Linked DNA regions of Mus musculus: region 1 is linked to region 2. A link is a loop called in an ENCODE intact Hi-C map of the cell type or tissue named here. Cell type or tissue: gastrocnemius. All regions are shown on one strand. Links, peaks and the distances in the headings refer to the core of each region. The heading gives the core; the rest is flanking DNA.

Evidence for each region. A loop is a pair of places that touch in the nucleus more often than their neighbours do. Peaks named below come from ENCODE experiments on the same cell type or tissue, not always from the same donor. Only the 100,000 strongest peaks of a DNase experiment are listed, where the experiment ranks them.
Region 1: it touches region 2 in a loop (2.8-fold over the local background); 2 of 42 quality-filtered maps call a loop at or near these places.

What each region holds. Positions count from the first base shown.
Region 1 is chr16:76,642,818-76,652,615 of GRCm38, reverse strand. No RefSeq gene overlaps it. Among named protein-coding and RNA genes, the nearest start is that of Gm30726, 99 kb to the right of the region's middle. In gastrocnemius, for the core only: no CTCF peak of the experiment used is centred there; no DNase peak of the experiment used is centred there; H3K4me3 peaks cover 571 bases; H3K27ac peaks cover 1,232 bases.
Region 2 is chr16:76,432,381-76,442,178 of GRCm38, reverse strand. Gm52253 (a long non-coding RNA gene) reads right to left here and starts at 9,368. Exons shown (of 3, transcript XR_003951937.1): 1 at 9,169-9,368; 2 at 8,746-8,927; 3 at 3,134-3,246. In gastrocnemius, for the core only: no CTCF peak of the experiment used is centred there; a DNase peak (open chromatin) is centred at 3,934; H3K4me3 peaks cover 253 bases; H3K27ac peaks cover 2,898 bases.

The sequences.
Region 1 (9,798 bases), core at 755-8,754, 210 kb before region 2:
AGCTACTCCAACTCTGCAATGCCAGCACTGCGAAAGGAGAAGGCAGAGACAAGTCTCCCTGGGAATCGCTGAGAAGCCAAACAACAGAAGAGAACAACTGATATCCTCCTCTGGTCTCTACACATGAACCTGCTCTCAAATGGGCACATGTCATGCACACACACATGTATACATACATGCATACACACATATAACCCAACCCAGAGTCTACAATTATACCAAGGAACATTGAAATATATGTTTCTATTCTAAACTATATATCTATATAAAGCTAACATACACACACACACACACACACACACACACACACACACACACACATATATATATACACAGAGAGAGAGAGAGAGTAATAGATAACAAAAGATTCAGGGCAGAAAAACACAAGAATCTACCTCATTTCTGTTAAGTTTGATATGTAAAAGTGGGCAAAATGTGCACAGTATTAAACTTACTATTTTGTTTAAGGAATATATCATTGATTTTCATAAAAATTGTTATTTATTTAATAGTCTTTTAATGTCTTAAGACAAAGTAACACATTTATTCAATTTTTTTCTGTTTTAATGCATAATGTGAAATATTAACAGAAAACTAACATAAATAAACTCACCAAACTAAAGAAATCAAAACACAAAATGCAGAAAAATTTGAATTTCAAACAGGCATGAGTATTTGTTTGCATGCATAACCACCTTGTTATATGTAGCGCACAATTATAGTAAACCTTTTATTATGTTTCTGGAAAGTTACACTTAACTGGGCATCGTAATTTTATCTTACATGCATTCTCAATTATTAAGAGGTCAGAGAAGCCTCGGAAGTAGTTTTTAAACCACTGTTTTAACGCAGTCTCCAGTTTAGCATTGGTCTCCGCTGTTTTGATTTGCTTTTTTTTTTTTTTTACCTTATTCTGACTTATGATGTTTAGCTTCAGTTGATTGCTCACAAATTGATTGACTCTGGGGCTGGTTGCTAACGCACATCTTGCCTTGGTCATCAGTTTGAGACATAGCTGATTTACATTCGTATTTAAATGTTTTAAGATTTATTTACTTGATGTGTAGGAGTCCCCCGCCCCTATCTATGCATGCACATCTTGTACACGCCGGGCACCTCCTGAGGTCAGAGAGCATTGGGTTCCCTGGACCTGGAGTTACAGACACTAGTGAGCTGCCTAGGGGATACTGGCAAATGAACCAAGGTCCTCTGGAAGAGCAGCCTGTGCTCTGAACTACTGAGCTAGCTTCCCAGCCCCTCACATGTGCATCATCTTTAAGTAGAAAATGACTGGTAGCAACAGAACAGACGAGGTTAGGTTTTAGAGCAGGTTTCATGAATGCCAGTGATAGACTTGTATGCACTGTGTCGTGAAGCAACATTGGAGACCCTCTCATAAAACACTAAGTTAACGAGTGAACTTCCGCCAAGCCTGTTCCGTGTAGCCTTTTCACATAAGAGTATAAAACGATATTGGATCTAAAAGACATAGCATTTGAGGTTTCATACAAGGGTTTGAGAAAAGAGGCCTCACAAAAGATTCACTACCATATATCATTTAATGCTGGCAAATACTTTGCATATCTAGATGAATTAAAAGGCATAATTGTGGTGATAACAGTATTTCATAGTTTTGGGGGGAAAGGATAGATTTTGAAATGCATCACAAATGAAAATTTTGAAGGCCGGACCCAACTTTCTGAAATGAGTAATTCTTCTCTTTTAGCACGTGGAAACTGCACCTCAGAAGGCAGCAATGACCCCGTCTTTCCTTCCAGTGGTCACAAGCTCTTGAGTACCGAACTCTGCCTACAAATTTTTACTTGTAAATAATAAAAAAAATAATGTGGATCACAGCTTTTCTTGGTATTGAAAAGGCGCATAGCCACACAGAGAGGAGTTGGCAGCACCTGGCTCTCAAATTCCTGAGAGAATTACAAGAATCCTTTCTATCTCCTGTATGTGCATGTGTGGATATATTTCTAGGTGCAGTTGATGTCTGAAATAATAAAAAAAATCTGTCTAACTTACTATCTTTAAAAAATTAATGAAACAGGTCACTTTTCATATGCAGCTCCTTAACTTGCTTTACTGCAGTGTGTTTTGGGTTGCCTTCCCAGGCTCTGTCTACCCTTATCTCTTGCTTGCTGCATCGTGTGGGGATACCACCGTTTATCACCCGTTCTATGTTGAAAAGCATTTTCGGTTGTGATTTCTATCAATGCTTTCCATGAAGATGATCACACAAATCGTTTCTATATCACTGTAAGAAATTCACAGAGCAGTGCAACACAGTAAAATATTGTTTGGCGTGGCAGTACAGACAGAGAGGATGTGTGTACAGGAATCATTGCATTCTCATCCTATCTTGTGGCAGTTATATTGGGGATTCTCGTTTCCTGGGAGTTCACAGGTTTGGAAATGTCAAAAGAAGTCATGTAAATGGAATCTGTCTCCTTCCTATTAGGCTGTGCTGGATACCCCAAATTGCCTTGTCCAGCATCCATTCTCTCCCACAGCTTGTACAAACAAACTGCAAAGTTAAAACTGCCCTTCTCAGCCTTGTTGGAGGCCGGCATATTATTTAGGTTCTATCATAGTCTTCTGAGAATGCTTACAAACAGAATCGAATTGAGGAAGAAGCCAAGATAGAGGCATCCATTTTGATGGTGAGGATCAAGGCCGAGGTGGCAGCTACAGCAGAGACTTCCCACAGTGGATTCCTGAGTCAGCATCTTCCTCGAGCAGCAGGGGCATTATTTCTGCCTCATAGCAGGGTAGCCTGGGACTGAAGTCAGCACTATTAGCAACAGACTCATAATTTGTTATCTTCCTGCATCGACATTAGTAGTTTACTTGTTCACAGAAAAGGCAGAGTATTTCCAGAAGCTATAAAGTGTTTTTGGACTTCAAGGCCCAAAAGGTTCCCCCATCATTTCAATAGTTCTTTAACTTCTTAGTTCTTCATATCAAATTCTGTATTGCTTATATTATTGAGAACAACAGTCAGCAAATTCGAGCCCATCACTAAATCCAACCCAGCACCTGTTTTAATAGTCTACAAGCTGAAAATAGTTTGCATATTGCACAGGTTGGGAAAAAAATGAAAACAAATATAATTTGTGACACATGAAAGTCGTATGAGATTCAAATTTCAGAGTTTATAAGCTGGGTTCTACAGGGGTTCACCCTCCCATTCCTTTGTGTATTACATGTGACTGCTTTTACATTTAAGCAGAGGAAGTAGAAATTTGTGGCTCTCTGGACCACAGTTTAGAATACTTACTTGCTCTTTCATTGACACACACACATTCATAGAAAAATCTGACATCCTCTCATCTATTATGGCATGAAATGTCTTGGTTCAAGAGAACATTAAATAATATAGATGTAAGTATATTTATAACAAGACATTAAGTTTACCTGCAATCACCCACAAATTCCATCTGCATAACTTCCAACTAGCCAACCACCCAGGCGTCATCCATCCTCCTCCAGTGTCCAGCTGGAGAAGTGCAGACTTTACCTTTTATAAGAAAACTTCCCTTTGCAACAAATGGAGATCACTCTATAGAAGAGCACAACCGATCTGAATACAGAGTTGTGAAGATCAGTTTCAAAGGATACAGCGACATCACAATTCATTCATCCACCTAAAGTTCAGGCGACATTGAGGAAGAAGCAGCTGTAAGAGCCAGAAGATCAGGGACGTTGCTGTGAGATTGTGTCTCCTGGTAACGTTGGAAATTACATCCACGGAAGGCCACATAACGGCCTAAACAGGAATGGAACTAGAATAACCAGAGACGCGATAAGTGGATAGGGAAAAGCCCAGGAGGCGTCAGTACTACACAAAGAACTACAGGCGATTAAGGAATTCTGAGAGTGTGAGAAATAGTTTCCCCCATGGAAGAACACACAAACTGTTCATCCAATGCTGAGTTCTCAGCTGGAAAATGTACATATTAGTAACATTAAACAGATTGAGCGTGTTGTGTTTAGGAAGCTTGTTGCATGTAACAATGAATTGTAAAAGAGCAAGGAATCGGAAAGGCTTGGAGGGAGGAAAGCAAAGGGGGAAGTATAGTTATGGTATTATTTTTTTTCCATTTTTTATTAGGTATTTAGCTCATTTACATTTCCAATGCTATACCAAAAGCCCCCCATACCCACCCACCCCCAATCCCCTACCCACCCACTCCCCCTTTTTGGCCCTGGCGTTCCCCTGTACTGGGGCATATAAAGTTTGCATGTCCAATGGGCCTCTCTTTCCAGTGATGGCCAACTAGGCCATCTTTTGATACATATGCAGCTAGAGTCAAGAGCTCCGGGGTACTGGTTAGTTCATAATGTTGTTCCGCATATAGGGCTGCAGATCCCTTTAGCTACAATTTCCTAAACACATGAAACTCAAGAAAAATGAAGACTGAAGTGTGGACACTATGCCCCTCCTTAGAAGTGGGAACAAAACACCCTTGGAAGGAGTTACAGAGACAAAGTTTGGAGCTGAGATGAAAGGATGGACCATGTAGAGACTTCCATATCCAGGGATCCACCCCATAATCAGCATCCAAACGCTGACACCATTGCATACACTAGCAAGATTTTATCGAAAGGACCCAGATGTAGCTGTCTCTTGTGAGACTATGCCGGGGCCTAGCAAACACAGAAGTGGATGCTCACAGTCAGCTAATGGATGGATCACAGGGCTCCCAATGGAGGAGCTAGAGAAAGTAGTTATGGTATTATTTAAAAATAAATTCTAAAATCATAATGACATATATTTAATTATTTCTTTATTTCCTAAGATTTCTATAAACACATGCAGAGCCCTGTCTTCCTATGGGGTTACGTCACCCAGCCTTCATACGGGGCTGGGAGAAGTACCCAATCTCACTGCATCTTGCCATGCCATGTTTGGTTGATATTCCTGGACGGCCTGTCCTTTTCTCAAGGGAAATGGAGGAGTGGAGGCAGGGGACTGGGAAGAGAGAAAGGATGGGAAGCTGCAGTTGGGCTAGATATGGTCTAAGACGAAACAGATAAAAAATTAAAAGGCAAAACCAAAAAGCCACTTCCGGCTTCCTCTTTCAAGTTGCTGGTTGTTGGGTGTTTGGTTACAGCGACAAGGAAAATAAACAATGGAGTTGCTCACTTAAGCAATACACGTGTCATATCTATTTGAATGTAAAATATTCAATTATTTTATTATTTAGAAATAAGGAAGTCATCACTTGCAATTTTTATATTAAATGATATTTGTTTATTTTAACAAAATTTGATTAGGGAAAGTTTCAAAATAATGTAACCAAAATAATGAAAGGATGGATTTATTAAATGAGACAAAGAAAGTTACACATACTTAAAAATTATTTCTGTTATAAGCCCTGACAATTACAAACTTTGCATATAAATACAACTTTTATGTATCACTTTAAAAATTAAGGTAATAACAACGAAGTTGTCAAAATGGTAACCATCAGATACTTACCACTGAAGGCAAATTTCTAAAGTGCAGTTTACTCCAAGTGTTGTATCCCCACTAATTTAGGAAGGGAAGAAGTTGATAAGTTATTTTATTTTTATGACTCAAAGTATCACAGTTACAGCAAGAAAGACATAAAGAATTTTTTGAAAAAAATACTTTCTATTTGATTTAAGCATTATAAGATTCAAGCAATGAACTTTTTATAAAGCTGCTTTATAAAAGAAATGGAAAATAGGAACACACGTTCTTCATTTCACTACTAGTCAAAATAATGCATAATTTTAAAATTCTGTTGGAATAGAATCAGTTTTATAAACTGATCTTCAAACTGCATTCTTTAAAGTACATGTGAATTTCTCAAGCATGCTATGCATACATAAAATGCATCTATGTTTGCACAAGATCAATCTTTACTGGGTAACAATAAATTCAGAAAGTTTATCAGTGTCAGTGATAGTGATTTGTTGTATAATTCCTGCTAAAGTTGGGCTCTTTTATCAATTCTTAATTGCTATTATTAACTCTCATATCATATATTCATAGTACCCAGTAAACACACACACACACAAGAGAGAGAGAAAGAGAGAGAGAGAGAGAGAGAGAGAGAGAGAGAGAGAGAGAGAGAGAGAGAGAGAGTTATTATAGAATGAAGGTAAGATAAAGAGGCTACATCAAAGTTCAAGAGTTTTCAGAGGTGAGATGAGAAAGAGTCTGTGTTGATAAGGTAACAAACAGGCCAGTGTCAGAGGCAGCTGCAATAGTACCTGCTGACCAGGGACTGAGATCAAAGCTGCAGAGCTCAGCTGTGAGGTGCAAGGCCAAAGTGATTTCTGAGAGCAGTAAAGAGCAGGTCCAGGTCCAGATGTGCTGACAAGTAGATGGGCCAGGGTTTGAGATAGCCTCATCAATAATGAAGGACCAAGCCAAGCTAAAGCTCCAAGGACAGCTAGAGAAAACTCAGCAAAGTGATTCTTGACTCTCATAATAGGGATTGGATGACAGCTTGATACACTGTCATACCATGCTTTAATTTTTTCCAATAAACTCCTAAGACGACTTCTTTTCTGCTCCCAGGAATAAGTCACTTAACAGCCTGGGCTAGATGGGTGGTGTCTGATAGATGATAGAGTTTCTGGGTCTACCCAGGACTGGAAGTCATCCTTTTTGCTACAAATAATGCAGTCTCCTATGGCAAGGCACAGGCTGTAAAACTGCTGTTACAAATTACAAAGTATTTCAGTGGATCATTGCCTGATAGCAACATATTTAACATAGCACACAATATTGTACCACTGGCTATAGCTCCTGATACTTAGGCATTAAGCAGAGTTTTCAGATTTCATATCTCTGTCTATTCCGATGAGTTCTACAGGTAGAATATGCGTGCAGATCAGACTTCCTGTAGTTTTGACATGGTTTGCTTACCACTTTCTGAAATCTTATTTCCATCCTGCTAGCAAGGTTCCTAGTGATCACTACCTACTATCCTACTATGAAATCCATTCCATGTCTAGGTAGCTACAGGCCACTGCACTGCCCTCTGCCTTGGTTCAACTCTCAGTCCAAATTCCATTCACACTCTCCCGACTCTTAGGGCTCATCCACTTTGATTCAGATATGCCTTTCAAGAAATTACTCACTGGCAGGGCAGTGGTGGCACACACCTTTAATGCCAGCACTTGGGAGGCAGAGGCAGGAGGATTTCTGAGTTCGAGGCCAGCCTGGTCTACAGAGTGAGTTCCAGGACAGCCAGGGCTACACAGAGAAACTCTGTCTCGAAAAACCAAAAAGAAGAAGAAGAAGAAGAAGAAGAAGAAGAAGAAGAAGAAGAAGAAGAAGAAGAAGAAGAAGAAGAAGAAGAAGAAGAAGAAGAAGAAGAAGAAGAAAAGAAATTACTCACTGACCTCTGCTGTTCAGAACTGATCACAAGGAATTCTTCTTATGTGTGATTTAAATAAAAAAAAAAGTTTGAAATACAAACTATCACACAGGAGAGAGAGGCCAAGCTTGGGAATACCTTTGTCTTCCGAGAAATGACTAACTTCTACTGGAGGCACTCTTATAGGGTTTTAACAATACATTAGTGGATTTGAAAACATTTGAAGAAAATAAGTTAATGCTTTTTAAACCCAGGAACCGTTGTGTAACCATTGTGTTTGACAACACAAGGCTTTCTGTTTAACAACACTCTTCCCTAGTTTCCCTTCAGATTAGATTCTGGCTCGGGGAACATTATCTCATCCTATCCCAAGAAAGCCAGAAGCAAAATGCATTCAGTCATTTGCCCAGGATCACATAACTAAGCTAGAGACAGAAGAAGATTCTCCAAGCACGGTAGTGACGCCAGTTCTGATTTATAAAGAGCCTCCCAAATCTTCTATGTGGGCTCAGGAGGAGGCAGGAGGAAGCCTACTAACAAACCTCATTTTGTCCTCTTAGTCATCAGTGCCAGGCTCTAGTAAATTGAACCTCAGTGACCTTTCACCCCTTACCTTTAACCCAAGAAGCAGAGAATCCTTGCACATTATACTCTGATCGTGTATTGCAATGGTTACTATTCTGGGACCAAGGAATGGGCTCAACCTGGGTAGTCATATTGCACAGTCTATGAAACGGCCAACTCCCTGCCTTTCCCTCTGCACTAGTGTGCACAGGTGCAACGGTGTGGCATGCCAAGAGTGTTCTTTTACAGCAGAGCAGAACAAATTTATTACTCCCTTATGCGGAGCACCATTTACATCTGGGCATACTTGAAACTTGCCTCGGCAAAAATTGTAGTCGTATTGGATTTGGGATTAAAATGATTAGGCCATGCTTGATTCTGTTCTCTGTGGTAAATGGCTGATTTGGGGAATTAAAACTGCGACAAGCAGAAGCGCACAGGCTGTGGCATTTCCCAGACATTTGTGGATAGTTTTGTTGTTGTTCTTGGTTTTTTTGTTTTTTGTTTTTTGGGTTTTTTTTTTTTTTTTGTATCTTGACATATATCTTCAAGCAAAATGAAAACACGTATTCAAGATCTTATTCGCATAATAAATCATTCTGCAATGGTCCTCTTGGTACGCTGATACTCGTTGGCAGTGGAGGGGAATATTGAGTTACGTGAAGTATTTGCTAGTGATGTGTGAACTATTCAGTGAAAACTCATGACTAAACAAATGTGCTAGCTTGGCATCCAGGGGTGGATTACTAGTGGGTCTTCCTCTTGCTTGACTCCTCTCGGCTGTATTCCTCTCACCGGCAGACTGCTCTGACACCTTCACGATTCCTTTCGATGAGTCTTCTGCACACATAAGGATAGAATTTTTTCTTTTCTTCCTTCCTTTCTTTCTTTCCTTTCTTTCCTTCCTTTCCTTCCTTCCTTCCTTCCTTCCTTCCTTCCTTCCTTCCTTCCTTCCTTCCTTCTGAAAGAACTCAGTGGGGAAACCCCCACTCAGCTCCCGATTCGGCGTGCACCCAAGAATCGCGAATAGAACACAACACCTTGATGTAACAACAAGAGGTTTTTTAATGGCGGAGCTCCGGGTCGAAACGTATCTCACACAACAGGAGACAGTGGATTCGACCACGAGGCTTGGAAGCTAGGGGGTTTTATAGAAAAGGAGTGGGGCTGGGGGAGGAATTGGCGCGGTTTCACATGATTGGTCCATTTAAACATCAGCAGCCTGTAACATTTAACTTAGGTCAGAGGGGTGGGAGCTAGGGAGGCGATGGGCTTGCCCGGGCATGTCCTGGTTCTCAGCCCCAGGTTTCAAAGCTCAGAAACAACTCTTTGGGCTATTTAACATACATTACATGAATTACAGTTTTATTTCCTTTCATTCCCCTCTTCTTCTGTTTAGACTAATTCTAATCATAGAATTTTAGAGGTCGGTGTCCCTTAACTCTTCATCTACCTGAACTATAGGTTGATATTGCCTTTGAAGAACCATGAGTTTTACTGTATCAATTTTACTCTGGATGAAAGCCATTCCTCTATTTATTATACAAGGGCCGAAAACTAAAGCTAAGCATATCATAAGGATTGGTCCGGCTACAGCGGAAATTAAAGAAGTTATCCAAGATGGTCGGAAATAAAACTGTAATTCATGTAATGTATGTTAAATAGCCCAAAGAGTTGTTTCTGAGCTTTGAAACCTGGGGCTGAGAACATAGCAGAACAGACCAGGACATGCCCGGGCAAGCCCATCGCCTCCCTAGCTCCCACCCCTCTGACCTAAGTTAAATGTTACAGGCTGCTGATGTTTAAATGGACCAATCATGTGAAACCGCGCCAATTCCTCCCCCAGCCCCACTCCTTTTCTATAAAA
Region 2 (9,798 bases), core at 656-8,655:
AAGTAACCTCTGAGAAACACCGGAAATGGCAAGACAAATTGATCCACATAGAGAGGAACAAAGGAGTTTCTTGACAGCTGGGGGACGGGGGGGGGGGGGGGGGAGAGAGCTGGCTAGGGCAGCTCCCAGAGGCAGAGCTGGGTGTGTCTCCTGGGTGGGGCTCCAGCCAGTGAAGTTCAGGGAAGAAGGATGGCTAATCTCTGAGCAGGTGGGTGAGCACTGAGCTACACTCAAGACTTTCTGAGTCATTGGCTTTGAACTCCCCTCCTCATGCCTATTGCACAAACAAAACTATTTCTAGGCCCTCTCTTAAACTGTGTTTAGGTAGGCATCACTTTTTACGATTAGTATAATTTATAATCTTGCATGTACTATGTAAATCAGGACATTGGACCAAATACAAGGCTCTGGTTATTTATATAGAGGGCCAGCTCCTAGAGCATTCCACTGATTGATTTTACTCCAGTTCGTAGTTAGGAGGAAAACACAAGAAAGGAACACTTTCATGCTCATCAAAAAGCATTTCTGAACTGTTAAAAGGAAAGAAAAGTATATTTTCCATATTTTAATTGCAGCCTTGGGAAAAATTAGAATGTATATCATATTCTTTTAAAAATGCTATTCTGTAGTGTTAACTGTTACATGGTAACTGTACTATATAATTTTAGCTCCTTTAAGAGTGTGCAGCATGCTGATTGTAACTTGACATTGCCAAACTATGATCCTAGATGCTAGGAAGCGCAATCAGTAGACACTCTGAGCCGGTTAAAATTCAGCAACTATTTTCTGCTCATTTACTGAAGACTCGGAGCTGAGATTCAGCAGTGACACTGTAAGGCTGAGTCTTTGTTCTCAAAGGACTCAAGAACAAGAATGTAAGACATGCACACACACAGAGAAATGGAGAGAGGGAAGCAGAAAGGGATGGAGAGAGAGAGAGAGAGAGAGAGAGAGAGAGAGAGAGAGAGAGCATAATAAAACCATAAGAAAGTAAATATAGATTTGAAATGGGGTGAAAATCATTTCAAAGAAACCTTGAAATGAAACTTGAAGGGAAAGTAAGATTAAGGAGAGGATGGGCATAAAGAAAACACTACCAATCATAATGATGGCATAATCAATAGTTATTGGGTACATCCTGGATTCCAGATATAAGGCGAGGACCTCCACATGTCATATATTTTCTTCCAAACTTCGATCTAAACTAAAGAATCATTAGTTCTGTCTTTAAAAAAATGAGAAAGAAGAAGAAGAAAAGTCACTGTGACTGAAAAATGTCACAGCCCATGAGTGATACAGCCAGGATTCAAACACAGATCTGGCTCATGGAGAAGGCTATCCTCATCACTAGAAAAGAGCACAAGGATACATCTTCAAACCATGCCTTAGCTAAGGCTTTGGAAAAACTGAGGAAGAGGAGGTAGAGAGATTGCAAGAGCCAGAGACTCAGGCAGCTTGCTGTAAGATTGTGTCTCCTAATAATGCCAGATGCTCCCCTCATAAGTCTCTCCAAAATGACTGCTCAAGCAGGAGCTGAACAAGGATGACACCAATGGACTTGCCAAACTGAACAGAGATAGAACCACAAGGCCTCAACACTGCACAAAGAACTAGAGGCTTAGAAGAATGTTAGGAACTGGAGAGCCAATCTTCCCCAGGGAGAAGCACACTGATAGGTTGTCTAGTGCCAAGGTGTTCAGCCCTGAAAACAGACATGCAAGTACTATTACATGGACTAAACCAGTTAGAGTTGGTATTTTTTATTAGATTTGGTAATATATCAGTATATTCGCACACATATATGCATACAATAACAACCAGAAAAGAAGGAGGTAATGGATTTGAAAGAGAGCAGAGAGAGGTATATGAGAGGATTTGGAGGGAAGAATTATACATTATGATCTATCACTTCCTTCTCTCTCTCTCTCCTCTCTCTCTCTCTATTTATATACATAAATACATATATATAATTTTTAGAATAAAATGCCATTTTAATGAGAAAAATCACAAGCAAAGGGATAAACATTTTGTAGGGAGGTTACAAGAAGTTTGCATAATAAAGGTAGTATATTTGGATGGAACTAAATTATGGAGGGATTCAACTAGTAGAATAGAATTCTTAGCTTCTATTATATGCCCCAGTACAGGAGAATGCCAGGGCCAGGAAGCAGGAGTGGGTGGGTTAGGAAGCAGGGTCAGGGTGTGTGTGGGGGGGAGGGTATAGGGGATATCATTTGAAATGTAAATGAAGAAAATATCTAATAAAAATTATTTTTGGAAAAAAAATAAAATTGTAATGTGGAAAAAAAATCCAGTAGGCAACAACTCAAGGTCCTTGGCTCAACCTATGATTTTGACAATGTCATATGATTTCTACATCTCTGAAGATTGATGGTGCACCCTATTATTTCTAGCATAGAAAACAAACTCGCTTACACCAGAACAAGGCCTGGCAGGCAGGGTGTGCTTCACAAGTATCTTTCCCCCCTCCTGGGGGAGAAATCTAAAACCCTTCCTTTATCTCTTCCTTTAGAGAAACAAGTCAAAGATCTAAATGTTTTGGTTTGTTGTTTTTTTTTTTTTACTGTAATTTATAGTTTTTTTCTTTCTGCATTGAGTACACATTGTGTTGTCCAACTAGTCTTGGGAGTGTGACCCTGTCCTGGTCTGTGGTTGACCTCTAGGAGTCTTATCATTAAGGAAAATTATCTCTCCCTCTGCCATCTACACATACCAGCCATTCCTGCACCTTGCCATGAAGGCTATAAGTCCTACACAAACAGTTCTAAATGAAGAGAGTGTTTCTTCAATGTTGTGTATACATGCAGATGTGGTTTGAGTGTGTGTGTATCTGTGTTTCTCTCTGTGTGTGAAGGTGTGTGCGTGTGTGTGCATGTGTATACAGCAAGAGAAATTTGGGGGCTCTTCCATGTAAGGAAGTAAACAATTCACAGAAGAGTTTGAAAATACCTAGGACTGGTAGAACAACTGGATATTTTACTCCATAAAAGCAGATAGACAAAGAATATTGGATATGAAGTAGAAAAATGCCAAAAGTAATTGCTGCCCACTTTCCAATTACTCCTGGGCCAGAGGCTGAGAAAAATCATCCTGAGGGCTACCTTTGGCACTGGGAGCCAGCTGAAGCACTCTCATGAATAATGCACTTTGCCAAAGTAGAAGTGACCATGGTTTGGAGCTCACTCGCCCTCCAACAACTTAATGTATGACTTTCATTTGGTTTATCTGTAAAAACAAAAGGGATATGAATATTCATTGTGAGCCAGGGCTTTGATTTATTAAGCAACATTTATAAATCATTATTTATATCATAGTTATGCAACTGTCTTTTAAAATAAGTTTTTTTTTTTTACTGGGTACAGAGTCATAAGAATAATAAGCATTCTATATACATAGTTGACTGAATTTTATCTCTTCTGCTATTAAAAGTTCATCTACTCAAAGGTAATGCATGTACCTAAGTGCCAGACAAGGCTCAAAGTCTAAAGTCCATCTGTCTAATGGACATTTTGCCTATCAATCAAGTTTGTCATTATCTGGATTAAGTAGTCGTGATGGTCAGTTTCTTGGAAATAAAAATGGTAGAGATGCCATAGTAAATTATAATGAATTAGAGAAATTTGGAGCAAATGATGCTATGTCAGTAAGTATCTAAGTCTTGTTACTTAGATTCTCTTCACAACCAATAGAAAATAAAATATTCCCTTAGAGGTGAGATTTTATCCCTTTGGCTTCCTTCTCGGCCCTGGTCATCATGATACTATCTCAGTACCTTGGCTACCACTATCCTTATGACTAATTAAAAACTTGCACAACAGCAATGTTAAAGGCTGAGAGTACTTTCTCTCTGAAAGCAGGATTTCTGGCACCGGGCTTTGGCCTTGGTGATATCAGGCTGAGTCCACAGCATGGACACAGGCTATTTTTGAGCCAAGCCAGCTCCAGTGTCTCATTCCCTATAGTGGGAACAGAAGCTGACCTTGCTTGACTCTGAGGGAGTGAATTAGGTGTCTTCTCAGGGGAAGTTATAGAAGAGATGTAGGGTATCACAGTCAGTGAAGGACAGGGTGTTTAAGCCACAATGAGGAGCCTCAGGTATTTTCACACCCTAGGAGGAGGCCAAATATTAACTTAATCCTTTCCCCCTCCCTTTCCAAATGGTAGGACATGGGGAGGAAAGTGAGATAGTTCGCTTTCTCCTGAAGGCATACATGACAGACATATCCCAGTTGTAAATAAGCTTAGCTGTTTGTCTCCCTGCCAAAGTCCTGCTAAATGATATCCCCCAGCCCCAACTCACCAAGATTGAGAGCATCTTAAGGTGGAGAGAGCTGCTTACTTATTTTAATTGGTCAGTATTTAATAGGTAAAGAGAAATTGTTTTGAGCCCAGTGAATGAAAAGAAGAGTCAATTTAATCTAGCAACATTCTGAATTGTCACATGATATAAGACACACAGGGTAAAATGCACCCTCTTTTTACCTGAAAGAGGGTAGTGGTAGAGGGCCACTCATTTCTCCTCCTTGGCTACAGTGGAGTAGCTCCTCCGTAAGTCTTCCCTAGACCATGCCTTGCCTCTGACCCTAGTCTTTCTCCAGGGACACGTAGGTAGCTGGCCTCTGTTCTTATGGTTAGGAATGGCTTTAGTAGGACCCTCCTTGTCTTTCCAGGCACATTCTGGAACTCTAGAGTCCTCCTTCATCTTCTCCCCTCTTCTCTTACAATGAAGCAACTGTCTCCATTCTAGGAGGTGTCATGGCTCTGCTAGAAAGGGATCCTTCATTTCCTCTTTCCCTGGAGTTTCTGAGGGGGCTCCAGCAAATGGTGAGGAGTCTGTGAAGATGACAAAGAGGGACCTGACAACTGGGTCCTAGTGCATGCTCTTTGATTTTCTTTACTTTTTTAATACCATCTATTTATTGAAGAAAGACTTGGTGCTGTTCATATGGTTTTGGAGAATTTGAAAAAAAATATGTCTAAAGAAACTTTTCGGTTGTTAACTGGTTTCTAAAGGCTACTGGGGCACTAAGACTATCAGGATTACAATGCTTATTCCCTAATTATTTTCCGCTAATGGATTTTAATTATCAGAGGAAACACACTCAGCAATTTTATTATGCATATTGTCCTTGTGATATACTTAATTGTCTACATTTTAAAATTATTAGATCAGTATGTCATTCAACAAATGATGTTAAGCCCTTCCTTTGTGTCTAGGACACTGTGAAGCGCTAAATGAAATACCAGACAAAACAAAGTGCTGTGCCTGCCTTTGATCCACCTAAACTCTGGGGTCAAAGAGAAAATATACCACAGTAAGTATGTGTCTCTTTCAAGTGCTTGAAACCTCATGAGTGCTTGGAGAATGTCTTTTTGAAAATATTGCATTCCATTGCTGCAATTATGGAAGAGAATATCTAATAATATTATTAAATAATAATTTCTCCACAAATTGGTGTGTGTGTGTGTGTGTGTGTGTGTGTGTGTGTGTGTTATCTTCCCAAGTAGAGTACAAGCTAGCTGGATACTACGTGTTACACTGTCTTTGCCTTCCCATATCTTTATTCTCTTAGCAGCATTCTCATGACTAGGAGACCCTTCTCCCATAATTATTGTTTACTTCTTGCTGCACGGTAAGAACAAAACTGAAAGTAAAAAAGATATGAAAGATGTCACCTGCATCCTTTAGCTGACCAGATTCTAATCAGAGTGTGATAGTTACTATGAGCTGACAGATCGTCCGATTTCTTTCTTTTGTGTTGGAAACGGAATGTTGGATGCTAATTCTCACCTTTGCACGATGTGTGGCAAACTGGCCTTCAGTTATGACATCTAAATATAATACTAGTGACATCTGGGCATTGTAGTACCATTGGATGTCACAAAAGTTTCGTACAGTTACTGGGGAAAGATTGCTACCAATGCAAGAAGCCATTATTAGCAAGCCAGCTTCTAAGAGCTGATGAGCACCATCGTGGTAAGACGGCAGGACGTTTTGCAGAGGCAGGCCATCACTTTAAATGTTCATTTCACGCTTATGTTTCATCTGGCCCATATTTTTGAAGTCACTTTCTATCGTGCCTCTCTTCTCAACACTGATTTTATTTTGACGGACTCCGCTTCCCTGGAGGAAGGCACATATGGAAAAACCTGGGCACCACTGAGCTGCTAATAATAATTATCCTCTGCCCTTTCTCGGCTCCCTTCATCTGAGGATATCAAAGCACTTTGCAAAGTGGTGTCTATAATTACCTCCATTGTACTAAAGGAAAACGACAAGGGGTTTACAGGTTGACGATGGAAAGAAAGAAAGAAAGAAAGAAAGAAAGAAAGAAAGAAAGAAAGAAAGAAAGAAAGAAAGAAAGAAAGGAAAAAGCACAAAGTCCCAGTCCCTTCTTCTGTCTTCTCCTCTTCTGGACTCCAGGACTTTAAAGAAAAGGGGACCTGTGCTAGACTAGGGGATGCAAGAAAAAGAGGATCAAGTCTTCAGGATGGGCTCTTCACTCCAGTAGAGACTATTTGCAGTCAGAGAGCATTTGAAGACAAATGGCCGAAGCACTAAGCAGCAAAGCCCTGGAGGGCATGCTCAAATTCTGTTAATGATACTAATCAAAGCCTTTGAGAGGGATTGCCAGTGAACCTACTAGAGTGGGTGGCAGGTTCTCCACATTGCCGGGCCTGTGCTATCTTCTTTCCCACCTGAGTAAAACAGCTTGTAACTGGAAAAGCACAGAAGTCTACATTTCCCACAAGAAGCCGAGTTGAGGGCTAACAGGCTGCCTTTCTCGTTCTCCTGAAGGCTACAAGGGTTTTGGGATTTGAAGGGCATCAGCGGCTTCCCTTTTGTTCCTTAGGACATTATTTATTCTTAGAATACTCAGACTTCTCTTTCTCCGTTCTAGTTGAAGAATCAATGGTATATCTCAAACTGATAAGTTTCCCCTAAAAAAATGGAAAAAAATGGAAGAAGTAGAGAGGACTTTAAAGAAAAGGGGATCTGGGTTAGACTGCCATTAGCTGTGGGGCCTAAGAATTGGTAAGAGTGGTTGTGGTCTTTTTGACAGGAGCTATGGCCTGAGGGCTTCCAGAACAAACGAGAAGCTAGGAGCCATTAAAGCTGTAATGCAGTGAAGTGTTCAGGCCTCCAAGTTATTCGGAGAACATCTGGAAGGTGGAGAGGGCACTGGGTATTATATAAATGTTACGAATACATCCCATAGCAGATACTTGGGAATATTTCATTGCTATTCATTTATACAAGAACACCAAGACTCTTTATACATATAATAAAGCTAATTTTACATTTAATAGACACAATTTTATTTCGTGTTAATAAAATCAGAATCGTATTAAATTTTAGAAGTGAGTAAAACTTTTATAACATTAGGATTATCTTTCTGGCTTCTAGTTGCCAATTAAAATGTTCTTGCTTCAATCTCTTCAGATTTAAATTGAGTTTTATGATGCTCTCTCTATCTTTCTCTTAGGAGTATCAGCATTGTTTTTAAAAAAAAGGTCACACTAGGTTGTCTTATCGAGGTGGCTCAGAAGGTAAAGTCGCAAGCTTGGCAAGTTGGGTTTAATCTCCAGAGGCCGGGAGTAGGAGGAAACCAACTCCACGAAGTTGTCTCCTGACCTCTACACGCATGCTGTCTATGACAAATGTGTCCTCCAGCTCTACACTCAGAATAAATAAAATATAAATGAAAAAAGGTAAGATTTTCACAACAAGCTGTTTATTATATTTATTTTTCATACCCTCTGTCATGCACATCTCTTATCTGTTTGATTTTTGACACAGGGTCTCACTCACTGTGTAGTGTAGCTCAAGATGGCTTGTTCTCACTCTCTCTCTCTCTCTCTCTCTCTCTCTCTCTCTCTCTCTTTCTCTTGGTTTTTCGAGACAGGGTTTCTCTGTATAGCTCTGGCTGTCCTGGAGCTCACTTTGTAGACCAGGCTGGCCTCGAACTCAGAAATCCACCTACTTCTGCCTCCGGAGTGCTGGGATTAAAGGCGTGCAAAAATGACTTTCTCTTAAATCCTCCTGCTTCAGCCTTCCAAATTCTGGGATTATAAGCATGTGCCACGATGTGCTTCCTGTCATATTTTTAGCTGAATGATAATGGTTTTATTTTGTTTTGTGTTTTTCTGATCAATAAGGAACGGAGGATGCTTAAGTCTAGGAAATTTTAGCCATTACTTATGAAGCATCTATAAAAGGTTTCACTGTCTGGTTCTGAGTTAAGACATATCTTCCATCATTTCATCCTTAAAATACCACTGAACTCGGCACTTGCGTTATTTGCATTTTACAGGCTAGGAGATTGCCGCTTAGAACATAAGTTTTCTGACTTTGTCTCATAGGTTAAAAAAAAAAAAACAAAAAACAAAAAAAAAAAAGATGCAGCTATCATTAGAACCCAGGTCACACTGCCTCTCTTGCCGACTGCAACTTTAACCTGTTACATAACTGATTCTTAAGTTTCTGGTTCTGCGACCTCGACCTTCGCTGTGTCTAGCTAAGTCATCACAGACCACGAGCCATTGCTCTCTGCTCCAACATCCTCAGCCAGTTTGGCATACATGTTTGATCGGGCTGGAAACGTCGACGTTAATAACCCTAACACGTAAACTCCCATGCTTTCTTTAAGCCTGGGAAACTCCCCCTCCGCCCCCATGCCTTGGTCCACTTTAACGGCTAAAATGCCCTCTCCCAGAGATGACCTTGCTGAGTGTCGTTTCTTGGTAAGTAGATCTCTACCGCCGATGACTTTTGATTCATCGTCACGCTGCTATTTGGTGTCAGTGAGGAGTACGCTGGAAGTGGCCGCCCATCTTGTGCTCGTATAAAGGGAAACAGGTGGCTGGTCATGTTGGACGCATTCCCTCTGGCAGCGGTGGGAAAGCTGCAATTTGTATTTAGCATTTTAATTGAGGCTGGCATTTGCAGAGCCACTTTTCTCTTTATAAGTCTTTTCAGATGAGAGAAAACCAAAATAGAAAGTATTATAACTCCTTCCTGTGTCGTGAACATTTAGCTCCTGAAGGCGAAACTTCCCTGTACTTTGCTCAGAGCATTTGCCTGCTCTGAGGCTAACAATCAGTTGATGGGAAAAAAACAAAAAAACAAAAAAACCGAGTACTCACAGGTGTTCAGGGACCAGGGAGAGTAAATGTTTTTGTCAACATTTTCATCAACTTTCCCCCACGATCACCAAGACTCTCCAAATAGAATCTGCTGACTTCAGTGCAGGGTCAGTGTTCCAGTGACTCACACAGCCAGGTAGCAGAGAACAAACAGGCTCAACAAAAGAGATGGCCTATGGAAATGGGAGTTCCTTATTGCTAAGGAAAGCTAAGTTTTTTCACAAAATTGTAGAACCCGGCAGGGGCAGGGAGGGATCCACTATTGTGGTGCCTACAGAGTCTCACTTAGCCGGAGCCTCAACAAATGCACACACCCTCTAACAACTGCTTCCCTCCCCTTCCTCTCCCAACTCCTAGAGTGCACCAGAGGCATTCAGTTCCTCCGTGAAAACACTCCTGAACCAGATCCAGCGAGGCTCCTACCCACGCCACTTCCCAGAAGCTAGCCCTGCCAAGGTCTCCAGTAACATGCTCACTGCCAAAACCAAATGGCAAGGCTCCATCCTGATGCTCCCTGACCTACGTACAGAATTTGACACTGCTGATAACCAATTACACAACTCTCCCTTCTTGGCTTCTGAGCCTCTTTCCTCATTTAGCCGGCATCTCACTCCATCTGATTTAGACACC